Regions from separate parts of the Homo sapiens genome. Here region 2 is linked to region 1. Evidence: chromatin loops called from intact Hi-C (ENCODE). Cell type or tissue: PC-3. All regions are shown on one strand.

Evidence for each region. Hi-C counts contacts between places; a loop is a spot of excess contacts. Peaks named below come from ENCODE experiments on the same cell type or tissue, not always from the same donor. Only the 100,000 strongest peaks of a DNase experiment are listed, where the experiment ranks them.
Region 2: a loop joins it to region 1, with 3.0 times the contacts of the local background. A loop is called at or near these places in 1 of 110 quality-filtered maps.

Annotation. Positions count from the first base shown.
Region 1 is chr13:95,019,358-95,021,857 of GRCh38, forward strand. ABCC4 (ATP binding cassette subfamily C member 4 (PEL blood group)) reads right to left here. Exons shown (of 31, transcript NM_005845.5): 31 at 478-2,325. The coding sequence ends at 2,218. Among named protein-coding and RNA genes, the nearest start is that of LINC00557, 61 kb to the left of the region's middle. In PC-3, no CTCF peak of the experiment used is centred here; a DNase peak (open chromatin) is centred at 1,154; H3K4me3 peaks cover 829 bases; H3K27ac peaks cover 2,500 bases.
Region 2 is chr13:94,715,173-94,717,672 of GRCh38, forward strand. SOX21-AS1 (SOX21 antisense RNA 1) reads left to right here. Exons shown (of 2, transcript NR_046514.1): 2 at 1-773. Among named protein-coding and RNA genes, the nearest start is that of SOX21-AS1, 3.7 kb to the left of the region's middle. In PC-3, a CTCF peak has its summit at 1,045 (motif pointing right); no DNase peak of the experiment used is centred here; H3K4me3 peaks cover 888 bases.

The DNA of each region.
Region 1 (2,500 bases):
TGATTCAGTAGATCTGCGGTGAGGCACAAAAAGGTGCATTTCTAACGAGTTCCCAGGTGATGCGGTATGCTGCTGGTCCAGGGACCACACTTTGAGAATCATTATTTAATAGTGATTTCAGCGTAACAGCGGTAGATGTTTCTTGTTAGTTTTGGACAAAGTCACCTTAAAAACCAAAACCAAAAGCAAAAACCTCAACCATTTAATACTGCTCAAGCCTGAGGCATAAGCTAATACTCTTTCTTCCTAGAATGGTGCAAATGGACTTGCTTAAATAGCAACTGCTTCAAACTGTCTGAAACCCACTGAAATCTACCCGTTAGAATACTTGGTACACCTAATTTGCCAAGAGAACCGGTTGATGATAGAAGGTATCCTTTGATACTGTATTTTTCGATCTCAGGAAAACTCACTGGCATTCATCAGCAAGAACATGAGTCAGGAATCCCTTGAAGCACAGAAATACAGATCTCTGAATGGAGATGAAAACTATCATTTATTTCAATTGAATTTAGTTTCATTAAAAAATTCTATGATAACATTAAAACAGAAACAGGACGTTTATATGACTGTCTTTAACCTCAAAAGTCCAAATAAACATATAGACATTTTGAATATAGCTATCGTTTTAACAAACCTCATTATGATCACTGATGCAATTTCAGTCACCTAAAATACGAACCATGACTATTAATAAACATTTACTGTGTGTGGTTTGTTGGACTGAACATTAACCATACGTGTATTTCTAAGTACTAGGAGTTGAACAGCTACTACGGTCAATGTATTTTGGCAGTTAGCTGTGTGTGGTGTGTGCTTTTTAAGGCTTCACTCAATAAAACATCTGTTGCTCTCTGCTGATGAGCAAAAAACTTGCTATACGAAGGACAAATATATGTATACAAACAAATGCACACGTGTGCATGTCTATATACATATATGCAATTTCAGGGAGGTGACACCTTATTCTGAGAGGTCATGAGACTCCACTTCAAACCATAATAGTAAAACCTTTAGTAAACTGAACTCAACATATTACAGCCACCATCATCAGGAAAAATTAAAGACTCATAGTTCAAATAAAGTACAAAAGGTCCCAGGAAGTATTGTGGTTTGTTGATTCATTCAACAGAAAGCCCAAATGACAATGCTATTAGTGGTCAGGAGTAAACTAACCTGGACAGGCTCATGAAAATGAACCCCTGGATGCATCCTGAGAACGTACTGCATAATTATAGTCAATGCTTGCAATAATTTTCAGTTTGTCTCATCACGTTAGCAGAGCCTATTCATGCAATTTAGAAAGGATTTCAATACAGCCCAAACCAAAAGGCTTACAGTCAACAGAGGGTTAGCCTTCCATAAATGAGAAATCCAAAAAAGAATAATGCCACGTATTTCAGGAATGTCGGTTAGAGGTTTGGCCTTCTTGGGAAGTGTCACAATGCTGAGTCTAAAACTGCAACAGTTACCGTGTCCAAGTCATGCAACTCTAAAGGAGGATGGACGGTCACATTTGTGTCCTTCAGTATCAAAGCACCTTTAAGGGCTTCCATTTTGAGAAAGTAGTATTTTCTCTTCCTTCTCTTTTAGAACATATGATAAAATATTGCCCTTCTATCCTTTAACCATGTATCCATTTTTTTTTTTGATGGGGAGTAAGGGGTACACACTCCCTACTACAATGTCACAAACTTTTTCTTTTTGTTGTTCCTATTGGTTGTAACTGTACTATTTTCTAACAAGAAGCCTTCAGGGGAAATAATGGATCCTAGTTATGTCAAAGAAAACAATGAGACAAAATGGCAACTTCACAGTCTTCAAGTAAATAGAATCCCTGATATAAATGGAAATTAACATGTAATTTTGGGGGCAATAAAAACAACAACAAAAACCTGTGACAACTTTGTCCTACTCCTTTAAAAATGAGCTTTGACTCTGTAGTCTCTTAAGGCACAAAACCTGATAGACGGCATTTAACTGGTGGCCTGCACCTCTGATTTGGATTTTAAAAAACAACTATTGACATTTAAATAAAAATAAACCATTTTGTTAGAGCTGGAGATCCTTGGATAAGTTGGGAGAAATATTCAAATGAACTAGCATCTTGTATGTATAAATATTTGTTGCCAAAGTAAAAAAAAGTACAATGTGGTTTACATAGTCCAAAAACTAGTGGAAAATGCCTTCGGAACGGACTTGACATTTTGGTTGGATTCACAGTGCTGTCTCGAAAATAGTTAAGGTCGAGGGCTGTCCATTGGAAGTGTTTGTAACCATGTGGTCAGTGTGACCAATATGTGGATAATTTCTTTTGAAGTATACCTAGAAAAAAAAAAGGTAAGCATAAAAAGAATGTTTCAAAATTTTAAAGTCTCCTCCCTGAAACAATGCACTTCTGTGTCTACTTCTTCATGTGAAGCAAATCATATCCCTCACTGAGGCACAATTTAAGAACAGGGATGAATCTACTGTACAGAGAAATTAGCCCCACTAAAAC
Region 2 (2,500 bases), 300 kb before region 1:
TTAATCGTGAAAATTATTTTGACACATAAAAAGGGAGAAGGATTGTGAAAATGTGTTTTATATTAGTGAGTTAAGTGATTTTATACTATTCAAATTTAAGTGTAAAAATCTACTGCAATAAATTATTACATTAGAAATGTTTGTATATATGATTGAAATGTATGCTTACATGTGCAATGTCTTATAGGAATAATATATGTAAGGTTCCTTGGCTATAGTTTTTTCCAGTATACATTTACAATATTGTCTGTCTAGTGATATTAAATGAGCCAAATTTGAACACTCTCAAGTCCAAGAATGTTGAACTGTGGGAAACAAAGGTGTCATAAGAAGAAAATGACTATTTGTGTGCTTGTCTATTCACCAAATGAAACTTCCCACATTTCAAAATAGGAAAGATTTGGTTTTAGTTCTTGGCTTCTAGGGGATCAATATTCTTGGCCTAACCCTTCACAACCAAAGAAAGAGCCCTCATAATCGGCCATTCATTAAAGAAAGGCAATGTGGCATTGCTGTTATTAACCAGCCTTCACACCTCTTGCCTGAATCTGGTTGAGCTTTTAACAAAGTAAATTTTCAAGCCATTTTCATTCATATGTACCAAAATGTAAATTTGCTTTTAATTTCCTCATATCTTGTGTTTGAATTGATAGAGGTATATTTTTATTCTTGCTCAGTTTTGTCCTAAAGATTAAAAAAATCCCAGCATATAGGAAATGGAATAGTCTGTGTGAGTGAATAGTGAAGGAAAATAAATTGAAAGAGAATTGTAAGTTTGATGAGCTTTATTTTGTCAACTCTTGATTGTAAACACCTAAAGAACAGTATAGATTTGATCGGTAGAATTCGTGTGGGTCTGTATTTCCCTTGCGGCCACAGTGATATATGTGATCGCAAATGTATCTAGTCGGAAACTGAGTGACACTCCCTCAGAAAAAGTTGTGGGCCTGTGTAAATTGAGTTTCCTCTTTTCCCCCTTCAATTCTCCCCAGAAAATAGTCTCTTTTCAATTCTAAAACTTTCACTAGGAGGCAGCAATGAGATTGTTGGGGAATAAAAAATACCTTGGCAACACGACAGGCTGGCTTGCTTGCTTTCTCTTCCACAAGGGAGGGGAGAATTCTTGGGTCCCAATGTGAACAGAATCATTGTCCCCCATCATTTCATCCTCCTCTCTCTCATTGGATTTTCACCTAGGTGGCTCATTGTCACATTTTTCTAGAACCATAGGGATGATAAAGCAGCAAGCCAATGGGGTAATGAGAGGTGACTAGATGGAAGTGATGGGCAGTGAAGGTGATACCTTCAAAGTGCAGAGGCCAAATAATCATTCATGGACACTGAGAGCTGACAGCTGTTGTTAGAGAATGTTGGAGATCTGTTCTTAAGCAAGTGCAGTGGAAGAATTCAGAAGCTTTCATACCTGCATAGAGAGGTGATATAGCCTGTTTGTCCTGTTAAGAAGAAAATGAGAAGACTGTGACAACAGCCAACCCTGAGGCTTTTGCCACAGTTCTCTGGTCTCACTCCTATTAGCCCCCAAAAGGGGGAAAAATCCCAAACACATGATCTCCGTAAAGCCCAAGAGACAAAAAGAGCTGTTTGAGGTCAAGTCATGATGGAAAGCAACGGCTGTAAGAGTGGCCCTTCACCAGTGCCTGCTAATTTTTTTATCCTTTTGAGATTTCTGTCCTTTTATTCTCACTGTTACTGCCACACTTGGAAACTGGGAATATACAGATCAATCATGGAGAACACCTTTCCTCATGTCTCCTGAGCAGGGCTCAAGCAGGCTGACATTTTCAAAAGGAGCCTTACCTAGAGGATAGAGCAGGAAAAACAATGTCAAAAACAGTCCCCTCTTGCCCCCCGCAAAAAAAAAAATAAGAGAAAAAAGACAATACAAATAATTCAAAACAGACAACTTCACAAAGTACCTATGTCAAATCCCAAGAATCCTATAAAAGCATAATTTTCTTAGGATAAGAACCTTTTTTGTTTTGTAAGTGAGAGGGAGCTAATCTTGAATAAAACTAGAAATGAATGAGGAGGGTTGGATAGTGAGGGTGTCATTGGCCTGGGTAGTGAAAACTTCCAGCCTTCTGTAGCTATTACATGAGGAGACTGGCTTTTGGTAGGGTGGGGTTCCTTGTGAATGATGAATCACCAACCATGCCCCCGTTTATTTTGAGAAGAACAAACCTGAGAAAGGGGGTTCTCTTAAATATCCCAGCAGGGTGGTAGATAAGCCATGCTTCTGGCTTTACAGAAGTCACTCTGACTGTCCCCCTCTTCCAGCTTCTGGCTTGCCCAGCCCTGTGCCTTCCTCCCACTCATATTCAGGTTCCTATCTAAGGACGGGTCTGCTTTAGAGCTAAATTGCTGAGTGGCTCTGCTTCTTAAAAGAATAAAAAAATACATAGCTATCAGTTATTGAGTTTTAAGATACCACACCTTTTGCACACATTATTCTATTTAACTTTTAGGAAAACCCTGTGAT